2 separate regions of the Mus musculus genome follow, and region 1 is linked to region 2. The links are chromatin loops, found by intact Hi-C in ENCODE. Cell type or tissue: heart. All regions are shown on one strand. Each heading gives the region's core, and the rest is flanking DNA. Links, peaks and the distances in the headings are about the cores only. Region 1 has its middle 9.1 kb from the start of Gm30442. Region 2 has its middle 33 kb from the start of Gm29506.

The links. A loop is a pair of places that touch in the nucleus more often than their neighbours do. Peaks named below come from ENCODE experiments on the same cell type or tissue, not always from the same donor. Only the 100,000 strongest peaks of a DNase experiment are listed, where the experiment ranks them.
Region 1: it touches region 2 in a loop (1.9-fold over the local background); 2 of 42 quality-filtered maps call a loop at or near these places.

Annotation. Positions count from the first base shown.
Region 1 is chr1:23,110,703-23,119,059 of GRCm38, forward strand. It overlaps the pseudogene Rn4.5s-ps4. Among named protein-coding and RNA genes, the nearest start is that of Gm30442, 9.1 kb to the right of the region's middle. In heart, for the core only: a CTCF peak has its summit at 4,297 (motif pointing right); a DNase peak (open chromatin) is centred at 6,939; H3K27ac peaks cover 2,366 bases.
Region 2 is chr1:23,198,380-23,206,736 of GRCm38, forward strand. No RefSeq gene overlaps it. Among named protein-coding and RNA genes, the nearest start is that of Gm29506, 33 kb to the right of the region's middle. In heart, for the core only: no CTCF peak of the experiment used is centred there; DNase peaks (open chromatin) are centred at 2,202 and 4,292; H3K27ac peaks cover 1,359 bases.

The DNA of each region.
Region 1 (8,357 bases), core at 210-8,209, 88 kb before region 2:
GAAACATGAGAATACATGTTTAATTCCTTTTTATCCCAGTATTTTCTGAATTTATTTGATTGTAATAGTTCTAGATAGTTATGTTTATTAATTACCATGCATAGAAACAAATTTGGGCCTCCATTACATTGAAATCCTTTCCAAAGTTCTCCTTGTCTACTCTAGACTCAGTAGACATTGGTTAGATATGGTTGGAGACGGTCCTTACCTAGACTGTCGCCTTCAGGACTTGCAGGCTTTTGCCAAGAATTAGGTAAAGAGGGATTTAGATGAGCTTACAATTACAGGTTACAGTCCACTGTTTTGAAGAAGTCCCCGTGCTGGGAGTTTTACACAGCTGCTTACATTGCCTCCATGGCCAAAGGGTAGAAATGAATCTGGAGAAATGGCTCAGCAGCTTTTGTGATATTCAATCATGTAGACCAAAGCTTGGATCCCAGCACCCCCAGGAGGGACAAAGCACAAATGGCTACATCTCCTGCTCCAAGAGATCTAACTTTTGCGCATGCATATGTTAATGTACTTAGACACATACACACATGAATACACACAAATAAAGCCTCATCTCTTTTTTATTTATTTATTTATTTTAAAGCAGAAGAAAGGAATGCCTGTGTTTAGCTTACGTTTTCCTTTCTATCAGTCCAGGACCCAGCCCATGAAAGGGTGCTGCCCACAGTCAGGACAGATCTCTCTACCACAAATAACTCAATTAAGGAAATTCTTCACAGGTTATGCTTACAGACCAAACTGATGTAACTGATGTAGACAATTCCTCATTTTGGTCACCTTTCCAAGTGATTCTAGACTGTATAGAGTTGTATTAGCATTCACCATGACACTGACTGCCAGCAATAAGCGGACAAGTTCTCACATTTTATAAGAGATCTCATTTAGAAGCCAGGGGCTGTACCCTTCACCTCTGCTATTCTTCTAGCATTTCCTTTGTGCCTCTTTTAAAGCACATATCATTATGTGTCTTGAGTTGGAATTATTTATGCATTTGTCTATTTTCTGCCTTGGATGATGGACCCCTTTTGAGGAAGACTCATATTTAATTCACTGAATCTCACTCAACTTGGGCAGGGGGCCTTGCACTGAGCACCCCTCCAAGCATAGGGTGCTACCAATTTAATGATTTGCATCCTATTCTAAACTGTATTGCAGTCTTTGAGAGCAGAAGTCATTGTCGTTGTTTTCCTAGAGAAACATTTGTGAAGTTAGGAATCAAACTTTCTTTCAGTGAGGAGACAACTATGGATGGCAGAAATGTGGGGTCCATATGAATTGTCCTGTGGTTATCCCTGGGAGAACTCCACTTTCTTAAAGATGGAATTCTTTTCATGCATTCATAGCAGACTAAGAAAATGCAAGTCATCTCTCCTAATGAGACATTTCCTTTCTCATGGTTGCTTACACAAAGGCACGAATGCATAGAATGCCCCATTATCTAAATAACTAGGGAGGGGGAGAATGGGAACCGTTTGAAGAAAATATATGGCAATGACCTCTTTTACAGCATTGCTAAAAAGGACAAATGATGCCAGGCTGGCTATTCCTGTGGATGACCTCAGCACTAACTCAGCTCAAGACGATGTTCACACTTGAGGAAAATGAAGTACAGAGTTGTGATTAAGCCCATGGCAAGAGGAAACACCTCTGCTCTGAAATGGAATTTAGGTCAACTGATGTTGGAAGGAGCAGGGGGGGGCGGGGGTCACACTGAAACACTGTCAGAGCTTTCTAACTTTAGGCGTGGTAACTTTCAGGTCTCAAAGTTTAGCTGCTCCTTGCTGTCAAGAATCCTATGGAAGAGGTCAACGGAAACAGATGTGGAATCCAGCAGTGTTCAGCACTGCTCTTGGTGCCTCCCAGGAAGCCAGGAAGACTAAAAACTGAAGGTAGCTGTGGGGAGGGCTCTGCTGTTTACTTTCATGTCAACTTAACATGAGCTAGAGTCATCTGGGAAGAGGGTACCTCAACTGAGAAAATGCTTGCATCAGATGGGCCTGTGGGCAAGTCTGTGAGGGCATTTTCTTGATGAATGATTAGTGTGGGAAGGTACAGCCCACTGTGGGTGGTGCTAGCCCTGGGCTGATGGTTCTGCAGTAAAAGAAGGCAAGCTAGGAAGCAAGCCAGCAAGCAGCATTCCTCCATGGCTTCTGCATCAGTCCTAGCCTGCAGGTTCCTGCTTTTAGTTCTTGCTCTGACTTTTCTTTATAATGGACTACATGTTGTCAGGTAAAATAAACCCTTTCCCCCACCCCACCCTCTGCTGCCCTAAGTTGCTTTTGGCTTTGCAGTTTATCCCAACAACAGAAAGCAAACTAGGGCAGAAGGTCACTGAAACCCAACTTTAACAGTGAGATGCCAGCATCCATGATTGTGCCCAATGTTAACCTGAGGTGACATACACTATGAGAACACTTACTATCTACTTCATCTTCATCATAGTCCCATCCCATTTGATGATGCTGTCTGTCATGCAGACATTGGACCTCTGGAGTCACATTCACTTCTTCAGTTCATTAGTCTCCGTTCCAGGCTTCTGCCATTAGCCTTACTCTTCTTCCTTTACAGATCTGGCCACATCCAAGTTAATTTCAACCAGATTCCCTACGTGCTCCCAAATGCAGATGTGACTAGCAAACAAACAAGCAACCCTCCACAACAACTCATGTATTAAATTAAGTAGATCTGTGTGTGCATGTAAAAAAAAGAAAAGAAGAGAAAAGGAAAAAAGAAAAGAGAAAAGGAAAGAAACAGCAGCCACTAAATGAAATAGAGGTAGGCTTCTCTCTGATGGGAACATCATGGGCTGATAAGGTAGAAGCATGATTCTGTAGCCTTGGGCTATTTTTGGCTTGCTCTAATCTCTTAAAAAGTAGCTTCTCTTTCAGGAACTATGGAGTCTATATTCTAGTCAGGAAAGAATAAGAGAAAGGAGAACATGTTTTCTCTTCCTTTAAGGGTTTGATTCAAGAGTTACACATGGCCCTTCCATTCACATTTGCTTGGCCAAAATCTAGCCATTGACTACATCTGATTTCACAGGATGACATGTGATTTGCTAAGCTTCTGTTGCTGTAGCAAGGAGAGAGAATATAAACTGGAGAAGAAAAAACCAACAACAACCTCTATCATACTGGAGATGTAGACTTGTAGAGAGTAAGTCAGTTATACAGGTGAAGTGCTTAACACAGAGCATAAAACAGGAAATCTGTGACAGCCACTAGATTTTAAGACTATAATAACTGGAATAGTGACTCAGTGTGGTCATGTATTCTTCCCATTTTAGGACCACATATCTATAGACAATAAAATTCATGAGAACACTTTAGACTTCTTAATTTTAAAAAGCTCATTATTGATGTGTCTGACATTTAATTTTTTGAAATCTAGGTGAAAATGAAATATGCAAAATATTTGCCCATCTAACCTTTTAATTATAGAAGATACATAATTATAATAAAACTAGTTCTGAGCATTAGGATCTTCTTGGTGTTTTTTATTAATACCTTAGTGTATCAAGGTATTAACTAGGGAAATCAACAGTGTTTGCTCTGACATTTGAGCCCTCACGTTAGAAAGGAACTGAATTTCTTTAAAGAGTTGACAATTAGAGGCACTTTCTTTATGAAAGATCAAAGGATTTAATTTGTTTGCTTAGCACCTCTTGTATCCAGGAATATAGCTAACTGAGTTCACTCACTTCCACAGGCACTTTGGAGAGACTAAGAGAGCTCCTCTAACCTAGATATAAAAGTGGAAGCAAAATACATGAAAGTGATCTTGTTAAACCAGCAAGTGGCCATGCTTTGGCTGCAACAACTGTGCAGAAAGGGTTCTCTTTACGGCTATTATTAGCTCTTTAAAACTGTGTGGAGAGCTGGGCTTTCTACCCACCGGATGAATTTACTTTTTAATGCTGTTTGTTACCATGGAAATGTATTAGAGTCTTAAAGACAGCTAAACCTTCCTTATTAGTAATTTTGCATTTGAACTAATTTTGCATTATTTAACCCATGTATGAATTAAGGTTGCATCTAAAAACAGGAATGATAATAGTACATGGTCTATAGAGTAATTATGGTGATTAGATTTTAGAGTAGAAGCATTCAGATAACATTGAGCATATAATGTAACAAACACTGTTGGAGTTTATAGTGTTCTGAATGTTAACCTCTACCCTTTACATAGCTTTACCAAGTTCACAACCTTTTAAGAAAGATTTTATTTATGTGTATTTGTGTGTCTATATGAGTGTATGCCACATGTATGTGGGTACCAACAGAATCCAGAAGAGGGCACCAAACACCCAGGATCTGAAGTTAAAGGTCATTGTGAGCCACCCAACTTGGGTCCTCAGGAAGAGCAGCAAGGGCTCCAAGCACCTAGCCACCTCTTTCAGCCCCTCAAACCTCTTACAGATCTACAGACCCGTTTGTTCCTTCCTGGAGTCCTCAAATCAGAGTCAATCTTCCCATTTTCAAAGCAGTGCAAATGGAGGTTTACAGCTGACAGTTATAGAGGATCAAAGAATTTCCACAGAACATCGATTTGTTTAACCCCGTTTGCAATCCAGGGTTCACTAATACCAACAGGTACTTCCAAAAGTGTAGACTCCTCTAATCCATACTAAAAGCAGAAGTAAAACAAGTAACAACAAACTTCTCTAAAGTTGCTAAGCCGCGGAAGCACTGTGCAAAGGCTCAATGCCATAGCTGAAGGTTTGTGTGACATAGTACCCCACCCCTAAGCCCTGCTGTAATCAAAGGAACTGGTCACTCCTGGTGACTATCAGTGACTCAGATAGCTCTTTTGATGACCTCTACCAATTAATCGTGTCTTTCTGACTACTTCTGATCGACCTTGCAATGAACAGCATGAGTTAAGACCAGGACAAGCTCTGCCCAAGCAGAAATCTAAAATTAGATGGGCTCCACTTTGTGCCTAAAAAGAGGCTCTCTGCCCTAACGCATTCATCTCCTACTCCATAATTCCTTTAAATGAATTCTATTAGTCACAAAGACACTCTCTTAGGGCCTCTGCTCAAAACTCAGAGGAGCCCTTGAGTCTCACTTACACAAAGTACTAAATGTGACACTGAAAGAGGATTTGAGCTGTTCTTCCTTCTCCAGTAATAGACACAGAAAAGCAAATGAAAGCCAGTGCGTGTAAGTGAGGGTGACTCTTAGTAATCAGGCACCCCCGTGGTCAGCCCGAGAGACCTAGTGACAGAAGGACCATCAGGCACCTCCATGGCCAGCCCGAGGGACCCAGCAGCTACAGAAAACATCATCACTAGCTGCCAAGAGGTGACACATTTCTACTGTTGTCTTATGTCACCTGTCCTCCTGCTCATGCGCTATATCCCCAGTAAAAGGCTGTGCTTCTCTTACCTTCCCCAATTCCTCCACCCAGAGGCCTGCTCAGGTCCAACAGTGACCATGATAAAGGCTGCCTAACACTGACGTGTCTGTGGTTGGGTAGTACTGAGAGCAGCTGTTAGAGCAGAGGAAGTTTCTCCACACTGAGCCAGAATCAAGCTTTTCTTCTGTAAATTGTTTTTGTCAGACACTTTATCACAGGGATGGAGGCAGAAATGATGACAGATACCCGGTGGAAACATGATAAACTCTTTCTCTTGACTCAGGTTCAAGTGGACTTTCCTAGGCCGTGGGGGGAAAAAAGCAGACATAATGCTTATATTTCTTACCCCAGAAGTTTGTATGGAATTCATCTAGTTTCATTTTATGTACAAATCAAACAAGAACATATATGTCCCCCATGAGACTGAGAAGTCTAGGGGAACATAAGCCCACACTGGAAATTCTGAACTTGACCTTAAATTTCCTTGTTTCTGAAAAGTTAGTCCTGTACGTCATTGATGGTCAACTGTGGCGCAATGATGTGTAGATTCTGAACGCTGTAAGTTTTTATAGCTAAGAACATGAGCACCTGGATTCAAAGGTCATCAAGTAACACTAGATAAATACTTTCAGAGAGCTATAGATATGTACTTTTCCAGAACCACTTATTTATGTCCACAGTAGAGAAAGTAGTGAAGCATCCACCTGTCCCTCTTCTCCCAGACAGAGTTGTATACACTTCCGTACCAAGATAAGACCTATCTCCATTTACTCCAGTCTCTGGATGGCCTTTTCTTCAGTCTCTGCTCCACATGTTTTCTCTGTATTTCCTTTAGATAGGAGCAATTCTGGGTTAAATATTTGGAGATGAGTGAGTGGCCCCATCCCCCATCTGGGGGAAAGACGTACAAATTTATTTTATTTATATGGATATTCTGTAGCTGTCTTCAGACACACAAGAAGAGGGCATCGGATCCCATTGCAGATGGTTGTGAGCCACTTACAATTGCAGGGTATTGAACTGAGGACTTCTGGAAAAGCAGTCAGTGCTCTTAACTGCTGAGCCATGTCTCCAGACCCTATGCGTAGCCCAGGCTGGCCTCAGACTCATGATCCTCCTGCCTCTGCCTCCTTCAGCAAATCCTACCAGTGTGCTTCACCACAACCAGCAAAGATGTATGTATGTATGTATGTATGCATGTATGTATTTAATGTATATTAATGCTCTATCTACATCTATACCTCCATGCCAGAAGAGGGCATCAGATTCCACTATGGATGGTTTGAGCCACCATGTGGTTGCTGAGAATTGAACTCATGAACTCTGGAGGAGCAGCCAGTCTCTTAACTGTTGAGCCATCTCTCCAGCTCCAGCATTTTTTTATTTGAAGATTTCATACATGAATACAATACATCTTGATGGCACTCCCATCCCCCTCCCCACCCCACTCCCCCGGCACACACACAGAAAAGAGGGTAGACAAACACACCAGATGCCCTTTACAAGTTCTGAGCTTTCCAGTGTGACATTCCTTTCTTACACTTCCTGTGCAGCCCTTCTGCATTCTTACAGCATTCCCATGTGGGAAGTGCTTGGCACAGGAAACTGACTTGAAATACTTCGTGATTAAAATAGAAGACTCATTTCCTGGTCCACCCAGAAGTTTTGTATTCTGATAATATGAGTTTCTGTATTTGTACACACAAATGTATATGTAAATATATGCATTTACGTATTTATGGATACATACATATTAGATAACAGGCTATCTTGCCAGCTTATAAGAATAGCTAGATTGAAAAAAAAAATCTGCCATTTTTCTTTAAATCCAGTCTGGTTTACATAGTGAAGTCCAGGCAAGGCAGCTCTGCATAATGAGGCCCTATCTCAAAGCAAAACAAGAACAAAATAACCTTTTATTTCCCACTCAATGCACCATTCACAATTTCCCAAGATAGTAAGTTTACTCTTGTTAGCTAGAATGACTAGTAATCTTCGTTTCACTCTCAGAAGACCCCTGTTTGCAAAGTAAATTATTCTGTCATCCAAAAAGTGATGCACATAATCTGAAGAAGTGTCTTTGGAAAGGTTGAATATTATCTGAGGTTTCTGTATGGCTTTTAACATGTGGAGATTAATTCTTAATTGCCACTTCAGCAAATTTGCCACAGAGCAGCACTTCCTCTGTGCAGGTTGCCACCCAAACAGCAAAACTGCTTTGTGTTGGTTTTGGTTTTTGTTTGTTTTTGAGACTTTCTACTTTCTAGAACTCAACACCAATGACAAAGCACAAATCACTTTCTCATTGCTTATCTGGGGTATTTAAGTAAATTTTTCTTTGCATATGTTTTCATTGGCATCCCTAATATGGGGCTAAATGAATGAATGATCTATCTTTGAATAAAATAAGTGGTTAACCCCCAATATAATACTAAAGGATTCAGGGTGTTTGCAGGGTTACTAGCTCCATGGTTCATTTATTCTAAAGTTGTGCAGCGACAACCTACCTTGCAGCTTGAACAGGTTTGCTACTGAGCTCCTTCTACAAGTGCAACTGAAACACAACATTAAATCATTTACAGTAGGTTAGTGGCAAAGAGGGAAACCAAACCACAAGTTGTTGCTATTGAAACTCCCGCTCAGCACTCTGCCTTGGTGTGACAACATGTTGGTATTCTTTGTGTGTCCTGTGTACATTTCCAAGTTGCTGTATTTCATGCAATATATGACGCACCTTTGCACCATTACGGTGCCTTCAGTCTAAAAACACATTAGTAACACTGCATTTATTGAAAATCAAGTTTTCAATATGTTCAAGTCTTATTTATATGTAAATGAAAGTTCAAAATAAAACTGAAAGAGATAAAGCTAAAAGGAATGGAAGAACACGACAGCTGAAGAGCCTGATAAAAGGAAACGAGGATTATCAGTGCTGTTGCTAAGCACACAGGTGGAGCCATCCCAGGATACTTGTGCACTAGGGT
Region 2 (8,357 bases), core at 247-8,246:
AAATAATAGGTTAAAATGTCAAATTAGCAAAGGTAGACGTTTGGCTTGATAGATACAGAGTTAACTAAGAGACTCGGGGAGTTTGACCCATAGGTGGGTTGTATCAGTTCACAGGTTGAAGTTCCCAGCTGCATAAACCTGAGACAGTGAGAAAGTGAGCACACCCTCAATATTGATTCACTCTACTTGTTCAATATGGCCTCAATGAGACCTGCTGCCTCCAGCTCCTCCAGCCATGCCTTCCCTACTGTGGTACCGGGAGTCAAAACCAACCCTTCCTTTGATCAGTTATTTTGTCACCACAAGAAAAATAACTAATCCTGTCACCTAGGACTGGAGTGTGGAGGTTGAAGAGAGGAGTAGAGACTGACAGCTGGCCTGGATGACACCATCACGAGTAAAAGAAGCATGAACTGTGTCCTGAACTGCATAGTTTTCAATACATTTGGATAAACAATGAATTACAGAAAGCTCCCCAACTGACTGATACACAGAAAATGAACTGAAAGAAGACAAGGGTAGAAACAAGTGGACTGCTAAGCAAGGTGCTGCAGTTGCCCAGGACATGGTAATAGAAAAGCAGCAGACTCAGCTCCCCTAAGGGCAAAGTTGCCACATCCTATTGGTAATTGAACTTAAGGATGAAGGGTTAGGAATCACTCTAAGATTATGGGCTTTAGCAACTGAGTGGAGGTTGGTTTTCTTAAACAAAGTAGGGCAAGATGTCAACTAGCATGTGTCGATGACATTTGCATTTAATTATGACTTTAATGTCTTAAGCTAGAACTATGAGTCCTTGGGACTCATATCTAGTAGGAGAAATATTAAGACATTGTGGGATTAAAATTTTCTTTTCTTAAAAACAGACAAACAAGGGCTTAAGAGATGGCTCAGTGGCTAAGAGTACTGACTACTCTTCCAGAGGTCCTGAGTTCAATTACCAGCAACTACATGGTGGCTCATAACAATCTGTAGTGGGATCTGATGCCCTCTTCTGGTGTGTCCAAAAGTAGCAACAATGTACTCACATACATTAAATAAATAAAATAAATAAATAAATAAATCTTTCTTTTAAAAAAGCTTGTATTAAAAAAAAAAAAAACCAGACAAACAAAAATCTGTCTGAGGAGAGGGCATGGTTTAAATGCTGCATAAGGTAGATGACCAAATGCCATATAAAAATCTAGTTATGGTGACACACTGGCAGGGTGTGGGCATGAGACAGAAGGATCCCTGGGGCATGTTTTTATTCTAGTCAGTCAGCAACCTCCAAGGTCAGTGAGAAACTGGCTCTCAAAAAGCAAGGTAGACTGTGTTTGAGAAAAGCACTCTGGGCTGGTGAGATGGCTCAGTGGTTAAGAGCGCCAACTGCTCTTCCGAAGGTCCTGAGTTCGAATCCCAGCAACCACATGGTGGCTCACAACCACCCATAATGAGATCTGCCACCCTCTTCTGGTGTGTCTGAAGTCAGCTACAGTGTACTTACATATAATAAGTAAATAAATAAATCTTTAAAAGAGAGAGAGAGAGAGAGAGAGAGAGAGAGAGAGAGAGAGAGAAAAGCACCCAAAGTCAACCTCTGTCCTCTGCACACACGTGTGTCCATGTGTACACGCATGAAAATCCGCACACACATACACCACACAACAAAATAAGAGGAAGAGGAAGAAGAGAGGGAGGAAAGCTGGTTCTCTTCATTTGACATGGAGAGGTGGGGATTGGCCCTCAGGGTTTTCATAGTTTCCCACCTGATTTGCCCCCCCCCCATTACCAAAATTTTACCCCTCAGTTCAAAAATGAAAAAGGAAGGGGAATCTTAAATTTAGTTAATAGTTCAAACATGGCCATATGAACCTTCTCTTGGTATCCTTGGAACATGTCTTTGATTTCACTAAGTGTTACTTTACTGAAGATAAGAGGAATCGGTTTTCCAGTCAACAAGGCAAAGCTTTTCCTCAAGTTGCTCGGCCACCAAAAGAGTCTTTCTGAATTCTAGGCTGTCTCGAGGAGGCAAGGATAGTTAGATGCTGGAAGACAGTGGGTTTTGCTGCTGTTGTTTGTTTGTTTGTTTGTTTGTTATTTAGCACAACCACATTCAAGCTATCTCAGTCAAGACCTCAGTCCTCATCCTCTCTGGCTCACAAATGCTCCTTTTTCTTGCGGAAGTCTCGCTTTCCTGAATGATTGAGGCTGGGACAACCCCCGCCCTCTCCAGAGAACTATATTATTTACCTCTTGTAGTTCAAAAGAATCACTTAAGAGTTGTGCATATGTACTTTCTGGGGAAGGAAGGGGTGAGGCTCTTCCCTTCCTTTTTAGCCCTTTCAAACCAGTTTATGTCAGAGGCTTTCTCTTTACAGACACCTACTAGCTAAGAAGCCGGACTGAGAGGAAAAGCCACTAGCTTTTGAATGTTAACCCCTTCCTGGAGGACTGAGCCTAATTAAGAACTTGCTTATCTTTCTGAGCTTCCATTCTTCATATAAAGGTCAGGGATGATAAGAGAACCAATTTTACAGGGTCATTAGCAGTAGGTTAAATGAGACAACACATTACATGTTCACCCCAGTGACAAATAGTAAGTTCTCAGGGCACCTTAGGTATTTCTGTTATCAGCATACCTACTATCTCCCTCATCAAACATCACCATCTGAGTTCATACTGAAAAAGTACGCCACGGGTTTGCAACCTTTGTATACTATCAAACTTAGAAAATAAAGTACGTTTCTGAAACGTGTGGGGGTTATGTGCAGGCAATTGAGAATAGACTGGTAAATACATTTCTGTACTTCTGCAGGTCATATAAAAATACGTTCCTCTTTTATAATATGCTAACTATCAAGACTAAAGCCATGATTGCTGAAACAATGAATATCAAGTCACTTAGTATTAAACACTTTATTCCTTCGCTTATGGTTTCTGGGAGCCTGTCCTAACACAGTAATGTCCTGACTGCAGTGAAGAAGTTGGTTGCCCTTTTCACAGTTGGCCCCATGCAATATTGAAAGAGCATTCCTCTGTCGTGCATTCACCATAGCCTCGTTATTTGCAGATTGTTCTTCATAACGGAGGGGGTTTGTTCTGATTCTAAAATTCATGAGCAACTTCAAAAACACAGACGTAGAAGACAAACCATTGAGCCTAGACATTAGAGAACTAGGCACCTCTAACAAAACTGGCGTGTGTCCTATTTTTGGCAGCAGAGAAGTTTAGAATTTGTTGGGTTTCTACAGTGGATCAAGAGGTAATTTATATGAGATTCTTCTTGCGTGTGTACGTATGCATGTGTGTGTGGAGGCTGGAGGTTTACATTATATACCATTCTTCAGTCACTCTGTCACCATATTACTTTAAATTATGTAATTTATTATGCTTGTGCTTGTGCATGCATGAGTACATATAACAACTAGCCACATAGAGGTCAGGGGAAAACATTTGGTTGTTGGTTTTTGCTTTCTGCTCTGTATTCCAAGGACAAACCTCAGGCCATCAGGTTTTTGTGACAAGTTCCATTAGCACGTATACCATCCTGCTTGCCTCTCCATCTGATTTTTTTAAGACAGGGTTTTTCACTGAACCTGGAACTCATTGATTCAGCAATAGAATCCCTGGTGACATCTGAGGAGCCTTCTGTCTCTACCTCCTTAACCTCTGGGTTTATAGATGTATACATGTGGGAGCTGAGGATTAAACTTGGGTCCTCATTCTTGTAGTAAGCTTGGTAGATTAAACCATCTCCCCAGCATGTGTGTGCGCACGTGCACACACGTGAATACATCATATACACCCACCCACACCCACACCCACCCACACACACACACACACACACACACACACACACACACACACGCACACACACACATACTTTCTCTCTCTCTCTTTCTGTTTGGGTTAAAAATAGAAATACAGATAAAAAGTAAAAATAACATCAAGTAGAGACCTACTGTGTAAAAATTGTCACTTCAGATCAGAATCCAGTCCAGTGTGTAAGAAGGCTCTTGATGTGCTTGCTCAGTCTTTTAAATATCCCTCTATTTTATTCATTTTCCCTTTAAAAGACAAAACAAACCAAAAAGGGAAAAAAAAGAGGAAGCAAGTTATATAATCTACACCCTGGATGTCTAATCATTTTTATTTCTTATTGCAGTTTGAATTAGAAAGGAACACTCAGTCCCAGAACATGGTAATTCATCTCCTGTTTCTTTGTCTGCAGCAAGAACTAGGAGATAGTTCAGAGCCATTGCCAGTCAGAAAATACAACAACGCTGCACTCCGATCTCATCTGTTTACTGGCAGATCACAGGCCACTTCCCTCAAATCTCAGACATCCTGTTAGGTCTGAGAGGCTCCATCCAAGGATACCTAGAGAACTTCAGAAAAGAAAGGGCATCTGAAAAGCCCCCTCTTTTTTGTTCTTTGAACAGAGTTGAGTAAAGTTTTTAAAATACTCCCCACCCTTGTTCGTTCCTTAAGGCAGCACCAAGATGTAATTTGAATGGAAGCCAGAAGCAGAGACACACTTAATATGTGAATGCCGGAGGAAGTGGTTTCCTTAGCAATAACAGGCATGTGAAAGTCAAAACTTCCTTTCCTTCCCATGTGATTCCCCCCCCCCCTTTTTTCAAAGCAATTCAGATAGAGGACAATGGAATTGAATTCCAAGCACCCACAGTGTTCATGAATTGCTAAGCAATGATTCACCAAGTACCCAAATTACTCCAGACTACTTGAGCATTTTATTAGTGAAATTGCTTTGTTTTAAAACTTTCCTTCCTCACTTCATACATCAGTTTTCCTCATTCCTGTAGGCCACTTGTCTGCCACTCTGACAAAGCAGAGCTATACCAAGCAATCACAAGTAGGGGTTGATACAGGGTAGAACAGAGCCAACTCTAGTCATAACTCATCTCTCCCTTACAGAAAGTAGAGACACATACAGAAAAAATATCTTTCATAACTGAAACATGCTGTTTACTAGGGATAAACATTATGAATTAAATTAGTGGGGATTCCTTCGATTCCAGTTTAGAAACACTTAAATTTTCATTCATGGTAATTACTGATTTGTCTTGACCCACTCATTCTAAAGGAAAACTGGAAAGGGTTAGGGGTTACGTGGGTCTTACTGTAAGTAGCATGTTCTGCTTGGTCCTTGAAGTTAAATGGTAGTGTCCTATTCAAAAATACAGCAGAAGACCATGGCTTAAGTCTCTCTTGTTCCTTCAATTAAGTTGCAGTGTTCTTAAGGAACACACATGACTGTTTTATGAAATTTCTCTTTGTAGTTGGCAAACTGTGAATCAAAAAGTCACTAACACCATTCAACTCAACTTCTTAGCAATTCTTTTTCAATTTTACCCTTTTTTAAAGGTTACTTGTATGTTGGAAATGCTGCATACATGTGAATGCAGGTGCCTGCTGAGGCCTGGGTCATTGAGGCCTGGAGCTTGAGTTAGGGTAGTTGTAAACTGCCCTACTGTATAAGTATACTAGTCTACAGAAGTAATACGCATTTTTAACTTCAGCCCCATCATTGAAATGCTATGAGATGCTTGCAGTCTAAGCTGCCAGACAGCCCCAGGCCCTTCATAGGTTTGCTTTATGGTCCTGTTGTCTGTGCCTTTGTATTATAATAGTGTTTTTAATATTGGGATCTTTATAAGTATTCATAAAGGGTGTGAAGGGAAAGGCTAGCATAGTACCATCTTAATAAACTGTCTTCTGACAAATTATAATCAACATATAATGCCTGTTCTAGTTTAATGGTTCTTTCTGAACTCAGAAATGCTCCAACATACAGCCTTAGTTTTCAAGTGGATCCCAACCATTTTTTCCCATTAGGAACTAAGGAGAAAACCCTTATTAAAAGTTATTAGGACCTCCAGGGAGTACAGCCTCTGATCACTTTCTTCAGGGCTAGTGAGATTGTTCTACAAAGATATTTTGAACTGTTCAAACATTCGGGGTAATTTTCTATACCCTAAGACAAAGGCTGCAAAGATAGAAAGTTTGCAATGTTCTCATTTGCCCAGCACACTCTGCACTCAAGCAGAGAGAGGCTGGACTCTAGGAGGTTGTTCTCCACAGGCACACGTGTCCCACCACGAGCAGGCACTGTGTACCCTACATGAAAACTGGATGCTATTTTCGTGCCATGAGCATTCTGTCCTCTTCAAGCCAAAGCTGGTCCTAGGAAGTGGCCTATACTGCCCGGTTGGCTGGTTTTGTTGCAGAAAAAGTCCCTGAGAAAAACACTTGATTTTCTTGGTGAGGCAGTGGAAAGCATTTCAGAGTGACAAGCAATTGCTTACCAGAATATTTTTAGCAGAAAATTTATTTTTGGTTGACTCAGCTGGTCAGACAATTGTGACTCGGAGAGTTGAGAATGACCTTGGCTAAGTCACTTCATAACTCCAGACATTGGAATATTGAATGAAATCATACGCCATCAAGTTCTATACTTGGTTCTGTGGCCCTCTAGAGCTCATTGATGCTTTCAGAGGAGTGCAGGGTGTTGATGAAGAGCAGGCAGGTAGGACTCTGAAGCTTCACTTCTTCTTTTTTTATTATTAGATATTTTCTTTATTTACATTTCAAATGTTATCCCCTTTCCTAGTTTCCCCTCCGAAAACCCCCTATCCCCTCCCCTCTTCTCCTGCTCTCCAACCCACCCACTCCCATTCCTGGTCCTGGCATTCCCCTATACTGGGGCATAGAGCCTTCACAGGACCAAGGGCCTCTCCTCCCATTGATGACCAACTAGGCCATCCTCTGCTACATATATAGCTAGAGCCACAAGTTCCACCATGTGTTTTCTTTGATTGGTGGTATAGTTCCAATTAGCTCTGGGGGTACTGGATAGTTCATATTGATGTTTCTCCTATGGGGCTTCAGTCCCCTTCAGCTCCCTGGGTATTTCTCTGGCTCTTCCATTGGGGACCCTGTGCTCTGTCCAATGGATGACTGTGAGCATACACTTCTGTATTTGTCAGGCACTGGCAGAGCCTCTCAGGAGACAGCTATATCAGGTTCCTGTCAGCAGGCTCTTGTTGGCATCTGCCTAGTGACTGGGTTTGGTGGTTGTTTATGGGGTGGATCCCCAAGTGGGGCAGTCTCTGGATGGTCATTCCTTCAGGCTCTGCTCTGAACTTTATTTCTGCAACTTCTTCCATGGGCATTTTGTTCCCCATTCTAAGAAGGAATGAAGTATCAAGGGACTCCACATAAAACCAGAGACACTGAAATTAATAGAGGAGAAAATGGGGGGAAAGCCTTGAAGATATGGGCACAGGGAAAATATTCCTGAACAGAACAACAATGGCTTGTGCTGTAAGATCAAGAATTGACAAATGGGACCTCATAAAATTGCAAAGCTTCTGTAAGTCAAAAGACACTGTCAATATGACAAAAGGGCCAACAACAGATTGGGAAAGGATCTTTACCAATCCTAAATCTGATAGGGGACTAATATCCAACATATACAAAGAACTCAAGAAGCTAGACTCCAGAAAATCAAATAACCCCATTAAAAAATGGGGCTCAGAGCTAAACAAAGAATTCTCACCTGAGGAATACCAAAAGGCAGAGAAGCACCTGAAAAAATGCTCAAAATCCTTAATCATCAGAGTAATGCAAATCAAAGCAACCCTGAGATTCCACCACACACTAGTCAGAATGGCTAAGATAAGAAATTCAGGTGTCAGCAGATGCTGGCGAGGATGTGGAGAAAGAGGAACACTCCTCCATTGCTGGTGGAATTGCAAGCTTGTACAACCACTCTGGAAGTCAGTCTGGTGGTTCCTCAGAAAATTGGACATAGTACTACCAGCAGATTCAGCAATACCTCTCCTGGGCATATATCCAGAAGATGTTCCAACTGGTAAGAAAGAAACATGCTCCACTATGTTCATAGCATCTTTATTTATAATAGCCAGAAGCTGGAAAGAACCCAGATGCCCCTCAACAGAAGCTTCACTTCTATATACTTGTCTCTACCAATTTAAGTGTCCTCTGGCAGAAAACAGGTGGGGGTTTAAAAACCACCCTTGAAATTCTAAAGTTACACATGGGAAGACTTATAGATTGCAATTCCCATAAGAAATGGTGAGAAATGTAAGACAGCAAAGATGCAAACAACGAACTATTTCACAGTCAAAGGCTGTTGTTCTCATCTTAGACACTTTTCAGTGTTTATTTATTTTTCCAAGAGAGTATTGAGAAAGGTTGAAGACAACTTTGCTTCCATGGGTTCAGGGAGACAGCAACAGCCACAGCAGCAGCAGCAGCAACAACAACAACAACAAACAACAAAACAACCGGGCACCAGAAGTGACTAGCATCTGTCAATCCGTTGAGAT